Regions from separate parts of the Homo sapiens genome. Here region 1 is linked to region 2. Evidence: chromatin loops called from intact Hi-C (ENCODE). Cell type or tissue: PC-3. All regions are shown on one strand. Each heading gives the region's core, and the rest is flanking DNA. Links, peaks and the distances in the headings are about the cores only. Region 1 overlaps HSD17B11 (hydroxysteroid 17-beta dehydrogenase 11). Region 2 overlaps MEPE (matrix extracellular phosphoglycoprotein).

Region 1 (11,088 bases), core at 1,775-9,774, 490 kb after region 2:
ACTGCACTCCAGCCTAAGTGACAGATAAAGACTCCCCAAAAAACTCCAAAATGCATCAGAATAACTGAGGGCAATGTCTAGCACTTAGTAATCTATTTTAGATCTGATTTTTATTTATGTTGTTTTTCAGTATACAGAAGCTTTTAATCTCATATAATTTAATCTAACAATCTTTCTTTTAAGCCTTCTGTATTAGTCCCCTCTCACCCTGCTATAAATAACTGCCCAAGACTGGCCAATTTATAAAGGAAAGAGGTTCAATTGACTCACAGTTCTGCGTGGCTGGGGAGGCCTCAGGAAACTTACAATTACAGAGGAAGGGGAAGCAGGCATGTCTTAAATGGCAGCAGGAGAGAGACAGCGAGAGAGAGTAAGAGCAAGAGACGAACTGCCAAACACCTAAAAAACCATCAGATCTTGTGAGAACTCCCCCACTATCACGAGAACAGCATGGGGAAAACTGCCCCCACGATCCAGTCACCTCCCACCAGTGCCCTCCCTCAACATGTGGGGATTACAATTCGGATTACAATTGTTGATGAGATTTGGGTGGGGACACAGCCAAACCATATCAGCTTCAATAAGTGCCTAAACTTTTTTTAAAAAGGTAAGAAATTTTTTTTAAAATTTTTTAAAAAATTTCCACAGCTTTCTGTCTTCCAAAGCATAGATTAACTGGCCAGAATGTATAGCTACTTTGTGTAATTGCTAATTCATACAGATTTAACAGAATAAAAGATTATCTGATAATTATTGCCACTGAATTGCACACTTAAAAATGGTTAAAATGACATGTTTTACATGATATATATTATACCACAACTTTTAAGTTAATTATATATCAAAAACCATTTAATTGTGTACATTAAGTGAATGCTTTGTGTGACATATGAATTTATATCTCAATAAAGCCCTTTTTAAATTAAAAAAACCTGAGAAAGTAATGTCCATTTAGAATAAGTAATTTCACTACTACTTCCAAATGAAAGAGCTGTTAAAATAAACGCTTTGCATTGTGATTCATTCATTTGACAAATATTCATTGAGCACCTAAGAGCCAAGCACTGTGCTGGGCCCTGGAGATTCACTGGTGACCAAAACAGTCATGGAGCTTATAGGAAAGGTGTGGGAAACAGATGTTTTAAAAAATTTAATCTCAGCTGGGCGTGGTGGCTCACGCCTGTAATGCCAGCACTTTGGGAGGCCGAGGTGGGCAGATCACGAGGTCAGGAAATCGAGACCATCCTGGCTAACATGGTGAAAACCCGTCTCTACTAAAAATACAAAAAATTAGCCGAGCATGGTGGCGGGCGCCTGTAGTCCCAGCTACTGCGGAGGCTGAGGCAGGAGAATGGCGGGAACCCGGGAGGCGGAGCTTGCAGTGAGCCGAGATCGCACCACCGCACTCCAGCCTGGGTGACAGAGCAAGACTCTGTCTCAAAAAAAAAAAAAAAAAAAAAAAAAAAAAATTTCTCTAATGAATGTTCAGTTACAAATCTGAGATAGATACTATCATAGAAAACTGAAAATTACTATATAATGAGAAAATAATTTAGACTGGGGGTTAGGAAAGGCCTCTTTGAGGAAGTGAAGCTGTGACTTAAAGGAAGAATAGGATTTATCCAGGAAAAGTTTTCAGCAAATTCTATGGACATCTTAAAGTAAATAAGGAACAGCTTATAGTGACACTGAATTTTGTGGAACAACAACAAAAACAAATACTCTACTAATTTTCTTTAAAAGGCTTTTTAAGGAAATGTTCTTATTCCGTAAGTGATGCTAAGATGCAGTAAATCTTCTATGTCAGGGCTTCTTGGACCTTAATGTGCCTACAGATTTACCTGAGAATCTTGTAAGATGTGGGCTCTGATGCAGTAGCTCTGGGCTGGGGCCTGAGACTCAGGGAATGCCCACATTGCTCTGCAGAGGACCATGCTGAACTGAGGAAAACAGGCAGACATTTCAGAATTCTTGAATTATTTTGTAAACTCTCTATTTTCAGTTCAAGCAAGTTTGCTGCTGTTGGATTTCATAAAACTTTGACAGATGAACTGGCTGCCTTACAAATAACTGGAGTCAAAACAACATGTCTGTGTCCTAATTTCGTAAACACTGGCTTCATCAAAAATCCAAGTACAAGGTAAGTTGAGAAATTGAGACAAAAGGATTGGTGGTTGCTATGAATACCAGCCATTCTGTGGGTTTTCCTAAATGTTTTAATCCTGAAAACACCTGATAGTTAAAGCTCTTAGTTCATTTTGATTTCAGTTTCTGCAGATTGTGGGAAAACAGGTGGAAAGCCAAAAAGAGAGAAAGCAAGGGAGCGTGACTAAAAAAGTAAATATGAATGACATTGGTAAACTTGCTAACTCTTCCTTTTTTCTTCTCCTGAGTAATGATTCACAGGCTTAAATATGCATACATGTCACCAGGTGTGCTTGGGAACTATGTTGGGGCTTCACCCTCAGATATGTTGACTTACTGGGTTTGGTTGGGGTAGGGTAGTGGCAGGGAAGGGAGCCTGGAACTCTACATTTAAAAAAGGTGATTATCATAGGTGATTCTGATAGAGATAACCCAAGACCACATGTGAAAAACACTTCCCTTGGAGGTAATCTAGAGATTAGCCTCCGAAAGGAGTACCAGATCATACTCTTTACTTGGTTAAAAAATAAAATTATAAAGGATTAATTTGAAGATAATTTTTAATGTTTTCTCTCTTTAGAAATAGCTTTAATGTCTTTGTAAACATGATGCATACTTATTTGTTTAAATTCCAATGTTAATGAAAAATACAAATCGAAAAGTTTCTTTTTTAATTTCCTTAAAACCCTCTATTGAGTGGAAACCACTCTCAAAATTTTGATAAACATCCTTCTAGACTTCTCTGAATTTTCTATAACTGGCGTATGTTACACATGGGGTCCTGGAAGCAGCAAGTATACTGCATACTTCCCTCAGCATTATGTTACAGACATCTAATAAAGTACAGAGCATTATAATAAATTGTATTGATTATTGGGAGCAATAGCATCTCCTAGTGATGATTTTAGGGTTGTTTTTAGTGTTCTGGATTTTTAACAGCAAATCAGCAATAAGCATCCTCGGGCACACATATTTTCACTTTTGGATAATTATCTCCCTCAGGTAGATTCATAAAGGGGGATTACTGGGCCAAAGGGTATATAACTTGTAAAAATTCCTACATATTGCCAAACTCCTCTCCAGAAATGCTCCACTGATTTGCACTCCTACCCACAGTGCAGGGAGAGCAACTTACTCTCTACTTCTTCATCAGTCTGCCTTCTGTGACTCTTTTAATCACCGCCAATCCAGTACGCGAAGAATCATCTTTGTTTTTACCCTGATGACTAGCTACATTCATGTTCGCATATGATTTTTGGACATTGCACTTCCTTTTATGAATTGCCTATTTTCATGGCATCAGCTCACTTTTTGCTATTGAGCTCTAGAGTTGTTTTTGTTTGTTTCTTTGTTTGTTTTTTGTTTTTTTTGAGACAGGGTTTCACTCTGTTGCCCAGGCTGGAGTGCAGTGGCGCAATCTCGGCTCACTGCAACCTCCACCTCCCAGGTTCAAGCGACTCTTGTGCCTCAGCCTCCCGAGTATCTGAGATTACAGGCACGCACGACCACGCCCAACTAATTTCCGTATTTTTAATAGAGATGGGGTTTCGCCACGTTGGCCAGGCTGTTCTCAAACTCCAGGCCTCAAGTGATCCGCCCACCTTGGCCTCCCAAAGTGCTGGGATTACAGGCATGAGCCACCATGCCCAGCTGAGCTCTAGAGATTTTTAATTAATACATAAGAAACAATTCTTCATACATTTGAGAAACCCCTTTATATATCACATCTGTTGCATATGTTTTTTTTTTCCCCAGTTGTTTTTTGTTTGCTTTTAAGCCTATTTTCATTTAGTTTTACATTAAAATTTTCTTAGGGATTTTTTTCTCATGGACTTTAGGTTCTGTGAGGTGTTTAGAAAGGTCTTTCTCATTCCAAGTTTTTGAAAATATTTACCCATATTTTTTCTAGCATATATTTTATGGTTGCATTTTTCATATTTAAATCATTGCCCCACCCAAATTTATTTTGATTTAAGAAGTAAGGTCACAGTATAGTTTTTTCCAAATAGTTAATGAGTTTTCTGCACTATTTATTAAATAATACATCATTTTCCTCACTGATATTAAATTCATATTATAAGTTCACATGCTTACTTGGATAGACTTTTGGATTCTCAATTTTATTGTAATGATGAGATTCAATTTTGCTTGGTTTTGTTTTGTTTTTCAGACAGGGTCTCATTTAGGCTGAAGTGCAGTGGTGTGATCATGGCTCACTGTAACCTTGAACTGGGCTCAAGCAACCCTCCACCTCAGCCTCCTGAGTAGGACTACAGTGTGTGTGCCATCATGCCCAGCTAATTTTTTTTTTTTTTTTTTTTTTTGAGAGCCAGGATTTTGCTGTTTGCCCAGGCTGGTCTCAAATTGGCCTTGAGCAATTCTCCCACCTCCACCTCACCTCCCAAAGTGCCAAGATTATAAGCATGAGTCATTGCATCCAGCCAAGATTCAATTTTTAAGTTTTATTCTGCCCCCTCAAACTTCCCCATATTTCCCCCAATTCAGCTGCCTTTGTTGAAAATGTATTTAAAATTAATGAAAAATATTCAGTGTGGCCACTTGAAGGGTTAATTTGAAGGTAAAATTGAAGATTCTAATTTTTTTCCTTTTTTTATTTTTTTTATTTTTTTTGAGACAAGGATTCGCTCTGTCACCCAGGCTGGATGCAGTGGCACAATCACAGCTCGCTGCAGCCTTGACCTCCTGGGCTCAACCTATTCTCCCACATCAGCCTCCCCAGTCCCTGGGACCATACAGGCATGTGTCCCCACACCTGGCTAATTTCTAAATTTTTTGTAGAGACAGGGTCTCCCTATGTTGCACAGGCTGGGCTCAAGGGCTCCTTGAACTCAATTGAACTCCTGGGCTCAAGTCATTCTCCCAACTTCAGCCTCTCAAAGTGCTGGGATTACAGGCATGAGTCACCATGCCTGGCCTAACAGTTCTATTTTATTATTATTATTATTTTTTTAGTGGAGACGGAGTTTCATCATATTGGTCAGGCTGGTCTCGAACTCTTGACAGCTGATCCACGGCCGCCAGGTTCTATTTTAAACACACTTAATTTAAGTCATCCCACAGGGAAGCAGAACAGAAAGCCAACGTTAGACAGAAATTTGGGAGCTGTCCAAAGATCTCAAGCCCCCAAGAATCTATCAAACAGTCTTTAAAATCTATTTTTAATACACAATTTTTGTTAGAAAACAAAAGTAAGAGTGTATATTTTAGAGGTCAATGTTTAAATTTATCAGTATTAAACAAGAGAACCCTAATTGGAGTCTGAAGAGAGAAGAGAAGGGACAGATATGTTTTTCAGGTTGGGAAATGGATCTGAGGAATGAAAGTAGTGAGGATAAGCTTCACTAAAACTGAAAGCAGATGTTGAAGATAAAACTTGCCAGTTTCCTCAATTTCTTTTTCAGTATGTGGATACTAAAATAACATATTTGAGTCAAGTTTTAAAGTCATACTGTCTTTCAGTAGTTAAAAACAGACATCCTATTTTCAAAAGTTATAATTGAATTTTTTAACCTTGCCCCCCCTACAAGGCCGCACAGAGCTGACCTTAACGTGGGCTCCAGCGCCCTCTCCTGACAAAACTTACTAGTGCCATTAATTCCTACATATTGCCAAACTCCTCTCCAGAAATGCTGCACTGATTTGCACTCTGGAGGAAAAGTGTGAAAAGAGGCTAAGATGATTCTAGGCTGAATATAAACCTGGCTAAGGAAGGGCCTAAAGATTGGTCCTGACATATGAACCTCTTTGAGGCTAAGCTGGTACTAAAGTAGACCCCAAAGATGAAGTTGGTTTTAATATAGAAACTTATTACTTCTAATTAGAAGAGAGAACATGTTCCTCGTTAAATACCTGTTTACATTTCAGACACCAAATAAAATGTCATTTTCTTAAACCTCACAACAATACTTTTGGGGAGATGTTATTAGTCCCTCTTCAGTAGATGAGAGAGATCTGAGGTTTAGAGAAATTAAATTACAAGTTATATACCCTTTGGCCCAGTAATCCCCCTTTATGAATCTACCTGAGGGAGATAATTATCCAAAAGTGAAAATATGTGTGCCCGAGGATGCTTATTGCTGATTTGCTGTTAAAAATCCAGAATACTAGAGGGAGGAGCCAAGATGGCCGAATAGGAACAGCTCCGGTCTACAGCTCCCAGCGTGAGCGACGCAGAAGACGGTGATTTCTGCATTTCCATCTGAGGTACCGGGTTCATCTCACTAGGGAGTGCCAGACAGTGGGCGCAGGCCAGTGTGTGTGCGCACCGTGCGCGAGCCGAAGCAGGGCGAGGCATTGCCTCACCTGGGAAGCGCAAGGGGTCAGGGAGTTCCCTTTCCGAGTCAAAGAAAGGGGTGACGGACGCACCTGGAAAATCGGGTCACTCCCACCCGAATATTGCGCTTTTCAGACCGGCTTAAGAAACGGCGCACCACGAGACTATATCCCACACCTGGCTCGGAGGGTCCTACGCCCACGGAATCTCGCTGATTGCTAGCACAGCAGTCTGAGATCAAACTGCAAGGCGGCAACGAGGCTGGGGGAGGGGCGCCCGCCATTGCCCAGGCTTGCTTAGGTAAACAAAGCAGCCGGGAAGCTCGAACTGGGTGGAGCCCACCACAGCTCAAGGAGGCCTGCCTGCCTCTGTAGGCTCCACCTCTGGGGGCAGGGCACAGACAAACAAAAAGACAGCAGTAACCTCTGCAGACTTAAGTGTCCCTGTCTGACAGCTTTGAAGAGAGCAGTGGTTCTCCCAGCACGCAGCTGGAGATCTGAGAACGGGCAGACTGCCTCCTCAAGTGGGTCCCTGACTCCTGACCCCCGAGCAGCCTAACTGGGAGGCACCCCCCAGCAGGGGCACACTGACACCTCACACGGCAGGGTATTCCAACAGACCTGCAGCTGAGGGTCCTGTCTGTTAGAAGGAAAACTAACAACCAGAAAGGACATCTACACCGAAAACCCATCTGTACATCACCATCATCAAAGACCAAAAGTAGATAAAACCACAAAGATGGGGGAAAAACAGAACAGAAAAACTGGAAACTCTAAAACGCAGAGCGCCTCTCCTCCTCCAAAGGAACGCAGTTCCTCACCAGCAACAGAACAAAGCTGGATGGAGAATGATTTTGACGAGCTGAGAGAAGAAGGCTTCAGACGATCAAATTACTCTGAGCTACGGGAGGACATTCAAACCAAAGGCAAAGAAGTTGAAAACTTTGAAAAAAATTTAGAAGAATGTATAACTAGAATAACCAATACAGAGAAGTGCTTAAAGGAGCTGATGGAGCTGAAAACCAAGGCTCGAGAACTACGTGAAGAATGCAGAAGCCTCAGGAGCCGATGCGATCAACTGGAAGAAAGGGTATCAGCAATGGAAGATGAAATGAATGAAATGAAGCGAGAAGGGAAGTTTAGAGAAAAAAGAATAAAAAGAAATGAGCAAAGCCTCCAAGAAATATGGGACTATGTGAAAAGACCAAATCTACGTCTGATTGGTGTACCTGAAAGTGATGTGGAGAATGGAACCAAGTTGGAAAACACTCTGCAGGATATTATCCAGGAGAACTTCCCCAATCTAGCAAGGCAGGCCAACGTTCAGATTCAGGAAATACAGAGAACGCCACAAAGATACTCCTCGAGAAGAGCAACTCCAAGACACATAATTGTCAGATTCACCAAAGTTGAAATGAAGGAAAAAATGTTAAGGGCAGCCAGAGAGAAAGGTCGGGTTACCCTCAAAGGAAAGCCCATCAGACTAACAGCGGATCTCTCGGCAGAAACCCTACAAGCCAGAAGAGAGTGGGGGCCAATATTCAACATTCTTAAAGAAAAGAATTTTCAACCCAGAATTTCATATCCAGCCAAACTAAGCTTCATAAGTGAAGGAGAAATAAAATACTTTATAGACAAGCAAATGTTGAGAGATTTTGTCACCACCAGGCCTGCCCTAAAAGAGCTCCTGAAGGAAGCGCTAAACATGGAAAGGAACAACCGGTACCAGCCGCTGCAAAATCATGCCAAAATGTAAAGACCATCGAGACTAGGAAGAAACTGCATCAACTAATGAGCAAAATCACCAGCTAACATCATAATGACAGGATCAAATTCACACATAACAATATTAACTTTAAATATAAATGGACTAAATTCTGCAATTAAAAGACACAGACTGGCAATTTGGATAAAGAGTCAAGACCCATCAGTGTGCTGTATTCAGGAAACCCATCTCACGTGCAGAGACACACATAGGCTCAAAATAAAAGGATGGAGGAAGATCTACCAAGCCAATGGAAAACAAAAAAAGGCAGGGGTTGCAATCCTAGTCTCTGATAAAACAGACTTTAAACCAACAAAGATCAAAAGAGACAAAGAAGGCCATTACATAATGGTAAAGGGATCAATTCAACAAGAGGAGCTAACTATCCTAAATATTTATGCACCCAATACAGGAGCACCCAGATTCATAAAGCAAGTCCTCAGTGACCTACAAAGAGACTTAGACTCCCACACATTAATAATGGGAGACTTTAACACCCCACTGTCAACATTAGACAGATCAACGAGACAGAAAGTCAACAAGGATACCCAGGAATTGAACTCAGCTCTGCACCAAGCAGACCTAATAGACATCTACAGAACTCTCCACCCCAAATCAACAGAATATACATTTTTTTCAGCACCACACCACACCTATTCCAAAATTGACCACATAGTTGGAAGTAAAGCTCTCCTCAGCAAATGTAAAAGAACAGAAATTATAACAAACTATCTCTCAGACCACAGTGCAATCAAACTAGAACTCAGGATTAAGAATCTCACTCAAAGCCGCTCAACTACATGGAAACTGAACAACCTGCTCCTGAATGACTACTGGGTACATAACGAAATGAAGGCAGAAATAAAGATGTTCTTTGAAACCAACGAGAACAAAGACACCACATACCAGAATCTCTGGGACGCATTCAAAGCAGTGTGTAGAGGGAAATTTATAGCACTAAATGCCTACAAGAGAAAGCAGGAAAGATCCAAAATTGACACCCTAACATCACAATTAAAAGAACTAGAAAAGCAAGAGCAAACACATTCAAAAGCTAGCAGAAGGCAAGAAATAACTAAAATCAGAGCAGAACTGAAGGAAATAGAGACACAAAAAACCCTTCAAAAAATCAATGAATCCAGGAGCTGGTTTTTTGAAAGGATCAACAAAATTGATAGACCGCTAGCAAGACTAATAAAGAAAAAAAGAGAGAAGAATCAAATAGACACAATAAAAAATGATAAAGGGGATATCACCACCGATCCCACAGAAATACAAACTACCATCAGAGAATACTACAAACACCTCTACGCAAATAAACTAGAAAATCTAGAAGAAATGGATACATTCCTCGACACATACACTCTCCCAAGACTAAACCAGGAAGAAGTTGAATCTCTGAATCGACCAATAACAGGCTCTGAAATTGTGGCAATAATCAATAGTTTACCAACCAAAAAGAGTCCAGGACCAGATGGATTCACAGCCGAATTCTACCAGAGGTACAAGGAGGAACTGGTACCATTCCTTCTGAAACTATTCCAATCAATAGAAAAAGAGGGAATCCTCCCTAACTCATTTTATGAGGCCAGCATCATTCTGATACCAAAGCCGGGCAGAGACACAACCAAAAAAGAGAATTTTAGACCAATATCCTTGATGAACATTGATGCAAAAATCCTCAATAAAATACTGGCAAACCGAATCCAGCAGCACATCAAAAAGCTTATCCACCATGATCAAGTGGGCTTCATCCCTGGGATGCAAGGCTGGTTCAATATACGCAAATCAATAAATGTAATCCAGCATATAAACAGAGCCAAAGACAAAAACCACATGATTATCTCAATAGATGCAGAAAAAGCCTTTGACAAAATTCAACAACCCTTCATGCTAAAAACTCTCAATAAATTAGGTATTGATGGGACGTATTTCAAAATAATAAGAGCTATCTATGACAAACCCACAGCCAATATCATACTGAATGGGCAAAAACTGGAAGCATTCCCTTTGAAAACCGGCACAAGACAGGGATGCCCTCTCTCACCGCTCCTATTCAACATAGTGTTGGAAGTTCTGGCCAGGGCAATCAGGCAGGAGAAGGAAATAAAGGGTATTCAATTAGGAAAAGAGGAAGTCAAATTGTCCCTGTTTGCAGACGACATGATTGTTTATCTAGAAAACCCCATCGTCTCAGCCCAAAATCTCCTTAAGCTGATAAGCAACTTCAGCAAAGTCTCAGGATACAAAATCAATGTACAAAAATCACAAGCATTCTTATACACCAACAACAGACAAACAGAGAGCCAAATCATGGGTGAACTCCCATTCACAATTGCTTCAAAGAGAATAAAATACCTAGGAATCCAACACTGTGAAGGACCTCTTCAAGGAGAACTACAAACCACTGCTCAAGGAAATAAAAGAGGAGACAAACAAATGGAAGAACATTCCATGCTCATGGGTAGGAAGAATCAATATCGTGAAAATGGCCATACTGCCCAAGGTAATTTACAGATTCAATGCCATCCCCATCAAGCTACCAATGACTTTCTTCACAGAATTGGAAAAAACTACTTTAAAGTTCATATGGAACCAAAAAAGAGCCCGCATTGCCAAGTCAATCCTAAGCCAAAAGAACAAAGCTGGAGGCATCACACTACCTGACTTCAAACTATACTACAAGGCTACAGTAACCAAAACAGCATGGTACTGGTACCAAAACAGAGATATAGATCAATGGAACAGAACAGAGCCCTCAGAAATAATGCCGCATATCTACAACTATCTGATCTTTGACAAACCTGAGAAAAACAAGCAATGGGGAAAGGATTCCCTATTTAATAAATGGTGCTGGGAAAACTGGCTAGCCATATGTAGAAAGC
Region 2 (11,088 bases), core at 1,360-9,359:
TTTAATCGCAGTCACTGGCCCCATTATATGTTGCATGTTATTTCTGATGAGAGCTGCGCCATATTCTTCTTGGTCATGTAGTTTGCTGATAGCATCATCTCCATCCTCAAACCCTTTATTCCCAGTTGACTTAGGATAAATTGACATCCTCAGGCCATTGTGAGTATTCTCTTTGTTACTGATACTATATTCTTTATTCAGTCTCTGTCTATTTGTGAAATAATTTTGAGATTTACTACTTCCCTTATTCTCACTGGCTTCAGAAAGGGACAAATCTTTCTTTCTTTCCTGGACAATATTTTCTTTAGATGATAGCTCTTGATTTATTCTCTTGCCCAAATGGTGAAAACCAATATTGTCTTTGTTTTTTTCTTCCTGCTAAAATACAATTTTCAATATGAAGTGATTATTTTATGTAAAATTTTTAAAATATAATAATTCTTAGGCAATATAAAAACCATCCACCAGATATTTAATAAAAAGGATCTATTAACTCAATAGAGGTTTACTGGTAGAGGTCATTCTAGAATGGTCAAATCAGGTTTCATGGAGAAAGAAGAATGAACTAGGCTTGAAAAATGGGTACTATTCAAATATGCAGAAGGGAAATTGTGAGAATATTTTAAGAATAAGCGGCATATTCAATTGTTTGGAAACAGGACACAATTGAGACATAATATGAATAAACCTACATAGTGGGAATAGTGAGTCATTGCAAGTAAAATGGATTTCATATATTAAAATTAGTTCTCTCTCTCTCTCTCTCTCTTTCTCTTTTCTCCCTTCATTCTGATCATCAGAGGTATTCATCTGCCTAAAGGAGTATTTTCTTTTTCTTTCCTTTCTTTCTTGCTTCTTTTTAAACAGAAAATCTGCAAATAGAAGAATCTTCTGACATTTAAAAGTCCCTGGGAGAATAATGGGATGAAAAAGAGAAAGCAGAGGAGGAGAGTAAAGTATTTATATCTATATTTGAATTCATTCTTTTATTTTGGTGGGGGAAGGGGCAGGATCTGTAAATATGCTGCTTCATATCCTGGGTTTTATCACTCTTGGGTGCAGCCAACTTTCAGTAAGCTTGGCAGAACAATGTGGTCAGGAAGAAAGAGCTGAGATTGACTATACCGTATGCCACTCGCTATTTCTCTGTAGCATAGACTAAATATAGAAGTGTCTGAGCATCTGGTCTGGAGGTTTCCAGAGAGTGTTGCCATAGAGGAAGTGAAGTGGCTCTAAAAGGAGCAGTGTAGATGGAGTACATACTAGGGACAAATGTGAGTCATACTCAAACAGGGAGAAGTCTAAATTGCCCATGGGAGCTAAGAGAGGCTGAGTCACTATGGCCCTAGTCAAGACTATACTAAGTGAATCCTAAGCTATGGTAGCCGACAACTTCATTTTAGAATGAAGCAGGGCAAGAAGCATTCAAGTGGTTAGGCAACATTATCCCATGCATGTCTGAAGATTCCAAGTCTTCCTCTTCACTATGGTGTAAGCCATGTTTGTCCATTTGGTGCATGGTATGTAGTGGACGGTGTAAGCCACACCTGGATGCCATATTAGAGGGAGAAGGAGGGGGAGTGAGGATCTGAGCATTTTTAACTAAAAGAGACTGATTTATTTAAATAACTATTTTAGCTATTAGATAACCTTAAGTTTAAACAGATTGAATTTAATTTCTGCACATTCCCTTGCCCCTCCATGAGGAGCTCTTGAGCAACAGAACAATTATAGACAGACTAAATGTCATTTTTTCTTTTCACCCCCAAATTGTAGGATGAGCTGGAATATACAACATCCCTACATAGGCCTTTGAATTGATGAGTAATATGAAATCAACATAGGAGATATTTATTGAGAGATTGGAACATGGAAGAAATTAGGGTGGGTGCTGCATGTTCTAAGCAATATCTGGTGATATTTATTGGCAAAGGCAGTGATCCTGAGGGGTATGGAGGGTGGGGGAAGGTCTGTGAGGCAGAGACATCATATCCAATTAGGTCTGCACAGACAAACAGAGTGCCGGAGACTTGTAGAAGATGGAATGCCAGGGTGAAGAATTTGGTTTTATTTTGTAGAGTATGAAGAGCTAGTGAAAGTTCACAGGAGATTAACAAAATAAAAATTAAGGATTTAGGAGGAACAGTGGTAAGAAAGAACATGTAGGAGGCTTTTGCAGTATCCAGTAATGAGATGTAATCACTTGGATTAGGATTACGCCAAAGAAAAACATTACAAAGAAAAAAACCCCTTCTTCTGGTGCCCAAGCAAAAAGCCTTAATAACTAAAATGGACTGGAATGTTAACATGTAAAAATGAAGATAGGGTGAAAAAGACAAGGGCTTTAATGTTAGACATATTGATGTTAAGGGAATATAGAACCTGAGCTCAGAAAGCAATATACAGTTAGAGATAGAGAATTGGGTATCACAGGCTCTTAGTGTGTCCCAGTACAAGTCCTTCCCAGTTTTCATAGCCCATGGTCAACTCTTCTTTCCTTGAACATCTTACATGCTAATTGTTTATTACTTTTCAGATCCTATTGTTTCACTTATACATAGTTGTAATATTTTCAATAATTTTTAACCTGAAACTAGTATCCATTTTTCCTGATGCAACACCTAATAAGGTTATTTCCTCTTTCCTATGAAACCCTCCCAACATTTGAAAAAGTTTAGTGTTCCTTCGAACTCGCTGGCTGCTTTCTCTTCTCCAGGTTGACACTACAGTTCTCTTGTGTTAGGTGACTATGTTCAGACCCATCACCTGATTATGAATTCCCTTTTGTTTGTGGGGTTCCAAATCAGACCTTGACTCTGATGTGGCCTGATCGACCCCAAGCACGGGGCATCCATCCACTTCCTTGCCTTGACCACAGCCCTATTTTTACTAATACAACTTAATTTTGTGCTTTTTGACAACCACTTCAATTTGTTGGCTCTTGTCAAGCATGTGGACATCTTAGATGTGTTCATTAAAGATGTCAGAATACACGAGAGCTCCCTGATGGAGAGAAAAAGAGCATGCAGCCAGAAGCTCATAGTATTTGGTCAAGTGTGTAGGGAAGGTAGCAAAGAAAATAGAAAAACCAAACGCAGGGAAGCCAGGATCATAGGGAATATGTTGAGTGAAACAGTAGGCAGGAATTGCCAAATAGTTTTTCTTAATCCCTCAGTCCAGTACTCACGAGAGTAGCTGTGCTATGGAAAGAACACATGCATTAGAATCAGTTGTCTCACTGCCGTTTATGGGCTGTGTGATCTTGGGAGCATTATTTTACTTCTCTGAGCCTTAGCTTTTTTAGCTGTAAAATAAAAATGATATCTACCTTTCAGTATTTTGGGGAGAATTAAATGATTTTTATTAAATAATGCATGTAAAGCATACAGAACTGGGCATAGCCCTTTAATGAATGATAGTTTCTTTCCTAGATAATATTAATGATAGTCATGTAATTACTGGATACACAACGGTTTTCCCAGTCTCTGGACTTCTCTAATATTGGTTGTAGAGGCAGATGAAGATGGACAAACTCTGGACCCCCCTGCTCTTGAATTGCCCAAGTGTCATCCTCGGGCTGTGTGTTCTGTAAGCTTGTAGCCGTCGATGGGATGTTATCTGAAATAGATTTTGATTGGACTCTCTCTTTTTTTTCACTCCCAAACAGAAGTACTGTTCTGCTTGGAGGACTGTCTGCTTTTATATATGTATCTTATTAACTGTTGGAAGTAGGCGGAAATGTTGAATCAGCTCACATTTGAATCTAAAATAAAAATGGCTTTTAGAAGTGCCCTCTACTTTTAAGAAGCTAGCTAATATATGGTCTGCAAAAGTGCCAATGTATAATATTTGTAAAATATAATTTGAAATTACTTATTTGTAAAAGTTATGGCATTATTGTTCATTAATTTTTTAATATTGGTGGGTATATTCTGAAATACGATTTTGCCATAAGAAAAAAATAGAAATAAACTTTGTAGTATATCACTAAATAAAAAGTATTTTAAATATTTGACTTGAGTAATTGAGTCCTGGAAAGTTTTACTTGGACATTTATGTTTTCCTTTGCAATCAAGTTCATTGTTGTTTGTTTACTCATTACTAAGATAACCTTTTGAGTTAAACACTAAATCTAAACTCAGTAGATTATAATAATCTCTTCCTAATTTTTTCTCTCCCTTGTCTGAAGTGGGAAGTTATGTTTTATTTTCGGTGCTTCTCTGCTTTTAAAAAAGTAACATGTACACTAATGAATTGTGTGCATTTTATTAGAAGACTGAGTAGAATAATTTTATAAATGAAAACATGAAACAACTTTTATCCTGTGGTATATGATGGCTATCTTTGCATTGAAGAAAATATCAAAAAATAGAAAAAAACTTTTCTTACATTTGCTTGTGTTAAATGATTTCTGACTGTTCGATGGTTTATGTACCAGTTGGCTGGCTGCTTTTCTGTGCTCTGCTTTTCTGTCTCCATGCTTTGGTTCCTATGAGTTTTTTCATGGAGAACGGCCTCACCCATTCACTTCTGTTTGCTCAAATCCTACTCATCCTCCATGGCCCCACACAATTATTTCCATTATGAACACCAGAGGCCAGGAACTAATTTCTTTCTACTCCAAGCCCTTAAAGCATGATCTTTTTTTTCTTCTCGGTACTACTCACATAGCACCTCCCACATTCTGTCTTGTTTTACAATAATTTTTGTAAGTGCCTTTTGTTTCTTTTCTAACTCTAAGATCCTGGAGAGAAAGAATTTGTTTTCTCCATCATTTTATCTCACATAGTATCTTACACACCAGTTAAGAACTCCACATATATTTGGCAAATGGATATGTTTTAACTTATTTATAGTTAGGTGTAGTCTTAGAGATGTCATCTAAAGGATATCGATGGCAGAAGAAAATAACATTCTGAAGGGAAACTATTACTTCCATGGGAAATAAAACCAGATTTGGAAAAAGTAAATAGCCCTTTTGCTGATGGCATTTCAAGCTATTTCCAGCCCTTTGGCCGATGAATCTACAAGAAGGGACTGAGTGAAAAGAATTATTGTCATTGTAGTGACAAGGGCCTCATTCTTTTACTTCTGAGCAACCCAACACAGATGGAGTTATCCATAGAATGAATTTAAGAGACAGTAAAATGTGTCACTCATTAGGCCAAAATGGTTTTTCCTCTTAGCCGTCCCCTGCTGAGATCCCCACCATCAGAGCATATGGTAGAATATGTCAAGAAAACTTTCTTATAAAACACCAAATGTTACTCAGAAGCAGTAACACAGCAGTCCATGGGCACCTGAGGTCCATGAGTATCACACCTGCAGCCACAGGTCCTGAAGCAGAGCGAGATGTGGGCCGAGGCATGGGATGGGGATCAGGAAGATTCTGGGACCCAGAGTTTTGTAGTAGAGAGGCTTGAGGAGCCTGGGGAGGGAGGGAAGGGACAAAAGTGCCAGCCATAAGACAGAAACCCCAGAGCAAGCAAAAGTAAACTTTGCCTCCCCTACATTTTCCTCTAGGGCTAGTCCAGAGTTTAGTCATGCTGAGAATGGTCATTCAGAGATTCAGCTTACCTTTACATCAGTTTGATTTTTCTTCTCAGGTGACATGTAAACACACTTAAAAACATAATGCCCATGTTTCTCATAGTGACCCTTGTATGTTATCTACAAAAACACAACATTATATTGAGGCACGTTTTATCTCTTACAAAGAAGTTTTTGGGCTCTTTGTAATAATATAAGAAACTTTAAAAGTTGGGTGAAGTTGAATTCTACCTCTGACAAATGGTAGTACTTCTTATAACCACAGGAGGGTGTGTGTCAGCCGGCTCCCGAAGACAGCAACTTGTTCCTTCTCTTTTCTACATAACTCTAAATCTGTTTTCCCTAAGGGCCTGTCAACTGCTTTCTGTCCTAGGGTGGATCGATTTTATTACCAAACGTCTATGGAAATGGAGCATGTGGAAATATTTTCAGGTGGGAGGGGGTGAGAGGACCAGGAGAAAGACAGGATTTACAATATTCATGTCTGATGTCTAATTGGCAAAACTCACAGCATGAACATTCAGGCTCTTAAGCTGGCAACGTTGGCCTTTGTAATTTTCAGCTGAGATGAAGTACAGAAGATTGTTAGTTCTTAGAACATAATTTTCTGTGATAGGCAGAAGCAAGCTGCAATTTGGTGGCATGCAAAGCGGGGAGGATTCATTTAACTGGATGCATATGGAAAGCTGACTCCACGGACATAGAATTCCCCATTCAGATCTGATAGCCACCTTCCCCTTTACTCCCTTATTTATCATTCTGAGAGCAAAGTGTTTGTCAGGTACATGTGTGGGAAAATATTGTTTGCTAGTAGCAATGTTCCCAAATTCTTACTCACTTAGCCCCATGAAGGTTGCCTGGCAAAGCATTGTTTCATTTGAAGGAAGAAATCATACTGGGGAGAAATAAATCTCTATTCACAATGTTTTCCTCTTTTCTGTCACACATGGTGTGTGAGTTACAATACCTGATTGACTAGAAAGTGCCAACATTATGTTGTATATTTTTTCACTTCCATTCAAAGTGCCCAAGACTATTTTGACAGTTACACTTTTCTCTTACTGACTTTTTCTTTATAGAGCTGAAATAGAGTTATTTGAAAAGATGAATTCTGTTTACCCTCTGCTCTTCCACACAGCTTTGCTTAGTTTTCTCAGTCTGTGGTTGAAATGTCTGAAAGGAAACAAGAAACAAAACTTCACCCACTAGAACATTCTATTTCATTAACTTCTTCAAACAAATGTTTCATTTATTTTTCTCTCACTGAGTTGTATTATTCACTGTGGAAAATCATTCTAACCAAAAGAAGATTGACACACTCATCGCATTAATATAATATTTGTTTCAATATTACGAAAGACAGTGCCAGCTTTCTGCCCCCAGAGGGAGACAGTGCCGTCTCCACTACAGAACTGGATTCAAGCTCAGACAACCGCTAAGTGGGTGTGGTGGGGGAGTAGGGAGGGATGGCACCCCAGACGAAGGAGCTTGGCTGCCATCAGAATCCACTGAAAAAGAAGTTTTCACTGGCAAACTGGGAGTTGTTAAATATAAGTGAACTAAAATCAGAGTTTGACGATTTAAATTGTGTGTGTGCATTAATTATATAAGTTGAGTAACTGTAATATTGAATTAAGATATGATGCTGCTGATGGCCCAGGGAGAGTCAAACCATAGCCGTTCATGTGAATGGTAGGATCGCAATTAAGGACAAAAACTTATTGCTGCCAGATGTTACATTCTGAGAAGGAAAAATGGAGGTGGCCAGCAGATTAGGATAAATTCTGTTTCTTGGTTTGACATAAAGTGTCAAAATTTCTTGAGGGTAGCGTAGGGTGAGGGGTAGCTATTGAAGCGCAGAAAGGGCAGAAATGAAGAAAGAACAGACCTCGGCAGTTTGTCCCAGTCCTTTGGGCTGAAGTTTGCATACCACAGGAAAGCACACAGAACAGGGACCCTAAAATCTGAGAGCAACTGTTTTATTAAAGGAATAGATGTAAGTTCTTTAATTCTCAGTATTTTTCATTTACCTCTTTCTTTCAGAAACTCCTAGCCTATCTCAGATGTGGCACTGGGAACCAATGGGCGGACTGGGCCGTGTTTGAATGGGTGTGCTACAGTGGAAGCAGGCATCATGGTGGATCAATCATATAAAAGAGAGAACCCCTTAAGGGAAAGATTGAATAAAGAGATAAACAGAAAGAGGGCCGCCTAGGCCAGCTGTCCTATTTACCTGGAAAGTGTTCTTCCTGAAGAAGCCTTAAGCTTCTATATTTTGTTTAATACAGACAGGTTGTTGCTTGCACTAAGATATTGGGAATGCCCCTGCTTGCTCTCAGCTCCTTTGTATCTCCAGCTCAATCTGAACTGATTCCTTCATTTCCCAAGCTCATTTGCCCTCTGTGTTCAGACTGGGTTTGGGTGAAGGAGGCCTGGCATGAGTCTGGAGGGGGGGAAGGAGAGAGAAGCCAGGGTATGTCCTTCTCTACTCTCCGTGTTTGGGGCTGCATCTCTAGAGTTGGGTACATCTCCTTTGTGGTCCTAGTTCCCCCAGCCAGGGGCCTAGGAGCAGCACCTTTTTTTTTCCTTCCAGCCCTAAGCCTGGTAATAGCTTCGATCCTTGGGTGGTCTCACCACCCCTGGTTGGCTTTTCTGTTCTTCCTTATACTTTATAGCTAGCTTCCCTTAGAAAGTCGCTCTACTGAGCTCCCTGTAGTGGATTTTGTTTTCTGGACTGGACTCTGGCAGATAAAATCATCTTCAAAATATAAAACTCAGAAGTTTAGAAAGCACCTCCATGGCTGGACTCCAAGGCATAGCTGCCTAATATTCAATTCCATTCTAGAAAATAACAATAGTTTATCAATAACACCTTCTATTTATAGGACTCTTTATAGTTTGTAAACTGCTTTTGTACTTATAATCTCATATGAGTCCCAAAGTAACCTTTATAAGATGAGCAGTAGAAGAAACAGAAGTGCCTACACTCATAGTTGGTAGTTGCAGTAGAAGTAGAGAAGATATTTTAATTTAAATCTTCTGCCTCAAAGTCCCAGGGTTAAAATAATAAATTTTTGAATGATTAAATATGAAAAAGCATTTAGTAATAAGAGGAAATGTTCCTAAACTTTATATTAATTATCGTCAAGGCATCTTTTATAGTTTTATCCTTTATTGCATTTCTTATGTTGATTCTTATATGATCATGTGAATATAAATTTGGACAATTATATCACTCTTCAAAAATATAAAACCAGGGCAAACAGTTCTGGAAATTGGACTATAGGAAGAAGAAAGCATAAAAATGAGATGGGCAGATATTAAGCAAAAGAAAGAAATGATAGTATGGGGTGTCAGGGATCTTCTTACAGAACACACACACACACACACATATGGATTAGAAACATACTTGACAATATAGAGTACCTCGGTACAGTTTTGATTTATTGTGACTTATAACAAAGTCTTTCTAGTCTAACTGCATCTTGATGAATATTAACCGAATTGCATAGCCTAATAAACATTCATTTTCTTCCTTTTAAAAATCATTTAGAATTTGGCTTATAATTCTAAGACGTATGCAAGTGGCTGAGTATATACTAATTTCTTAAGCCACCAATCTATCATTTAAAAATTCAGGTAATTACTAAAATGGCATCTATATACCTGGAAGAAAACATCATATTTAATGATTCACAGTTACAAATGTTGCCTCTGCATCCTTGCTGAGCTGCTTTCATTTGAAATACGCATCCCTCCCTTGTCCCCTCTATACCCCCAAGCAGATGTCTTAGGCTTGAATGTGGCCCTGTAATGGAGATGGCATTGTCTGCCTCTGGGCAGGAAAGCTGGCATCCTCTTCTGATCAGTGGTCACTGAATCAATGTTGACATAGCACATTTACTGGAAAATGATGAGAAAGCCCCACTCCAGCTGCTTCTTGGAACATGTTGCTCAAAATAAAATCTTCAGCTGGCCAACTTGAGCTAGGTCAGCAAGACTCATTTTTCCACCGTGAGAGGTGGGAGAGGCACCTGAGCCTCTAGGCCTTGATTGAGTGAGGTCTGTGCATGGGGTCTCGCAAATGTGTGTTGTGAGCAGTACAGCCTCCACAGTACTGTACTGCACACCCTTGTTGCACAGAGTGTGTGCGGAGAAGGGAACACATTTCCCCAACTTCCACTGCCCTCCATGAGGCCCTCTGCTTCCCTGGTCATCCTCATCAGCCTGGTTACCCTAGCAGTCACCCACTCACTCAGGACCTATATATAAGTATGATTGGCAATGGGATGACTATTTGTTTCCATGGTTCTCCAACCAAAAAGGTTATTCTGATAAGTTAGGATGCTGCTCAGACATTATCTAATTAGCACTGTGTCTGCATTGCAGAAAATAACTAACACTCAGCATTTTCACAAGATAATTTGGTCACATCCTGAATATTCAACTGGGTGAGTCAGAGGGAAGAAAAGACACACAAGGAAGTAGGAGCTTGATTTGGGTTAAGCTTGGAGGTACTACGTCCCACCTCTAGCCTCGCTGATGAAGAGAAAATCACAAGTAGGATCCCACAGTATTGGGGTGTTGCAAGAAATACAGAAGAGTTCTTGTCTCTTTGCATTTTTATCTATTTACTAAATCTAGCTGGTTAGCTTTAAAACATTCATGTCAAATTCTTTAAGTTTACAGGAAAATAGTCAAAGATTATTTTACCATGTTATAATTTGAGTCTTTGAGTATCACTCATTAGTATCAGCTGATTTGAAATGCTGCGGCTGCCTCTTGGTTTTCTCAAAAAATCTGTTTTTGGTGTTCCTTAAAAGACAATGTTGTCAGATCTCATAATTCAGCACATGTTTATTGAGAACCTCCTTTGTTAAGAGTGTTAAGTGCTAGATGCTTTCTGTTTGCTTGGTTCTTTTTAAAATAACTGAATTAGGTAGATGCTACTAATTTAAATAGACGTTGCTTGAAAGAAAAACAAATGAAGAGAGCAAGAGATTATCTGAAATATAATTGAATTTGTAAATACTTACTGGTGCTGCCCAGGTCACACTGAAAAGGAGTAGTCCCACACAGAAAACTCGCATCTTTGAGAATCTCTGTAAAAAGACAACAATATCTTACCACAAAGCATTGCCAGTTATAAACTGCAGCCATAAGAAGAGATAAAACACATAGGAATATATAAACACCCTTCCCCTTGGCAGTTCATATCCTTTTGTGTATGTGTGTGTATAGACTATGTATAACTTGCTTATACCCGAGTGTGGACATTTTAAGAACTTTCATATGTCTAGTTATTCCAATGTGAAAATGAAAATTATTCAATATCATTAAAACAGTAAAGTCAGTTGATAGAAATATATTTTATAGACACATTTATTTGCTCTATCATCAGCTCTTCTTCCTCTTGTCTTTAGAAAGAGATTGTTTAATTATTTGTGTAATTCAAAATGACATTAAGTTGATGTAGCAGCTCATAACACACTCTAAGTTTGTCAGGGTAGCAGATTGCACTGTGAGGAAAGCTTATCT

The links. Peaks named below come from ENCODE experiments on the same cell type or tissue, not always from the same donor. Only the 100,000 strongest peaks of a DNase experiment are listed, where the experiment ranks them.
Region 1: a loop joins it to region 2, with 16 times the contacts of the local background. A loop is called at or near these places in 23 of 110 quality-filtered maps.

The regions. Positions count from the first base shown.
Region 1 is chr4:87,348,331-87,359,418 of GRCh38, reverse strand. HSD17B11 (hydroxysteroid 17-beta dehydrogenase 11) reads left to right here. Exons shown (of 7, transcript NM_016245.5): 5 at 2,003-2,140. Among named protein-coding and RNA genes, the nearest start is that of HSD17B13, 31 kb to the right of the region's middle. In PC-3, for the core only: a CTCF peak has its summit at 5,733 (motif pointing left); a DNase peak (open chromatin) is centred at 2,418; H3K27ac peaks cover 1,327 bases.
Region 2 is chr4:87,834,267-87,845,354 of GRCh38, reverse strand. It overlaps MEPE (matrix extracellular phosphoglycoprotein), which reads right to left. Exons shown (of 4, transcript NM_020203.6): 2 at 10,587-10,652; 3 at 6,670-6,723; 4 at 1-378. The coding sequence starts at 10,640. Among named protein-coding and RNA genes, the nearest start is that of MEPE, 6.8 kb to the right of the region's middle. In PC-3, for the core only: CTCF peaks have their summits at 5,810, 6,731 and 6,933 (motif pointing right); no DNase peak of the experiment used is centred there; H3K27ac peaks cover 322 bases.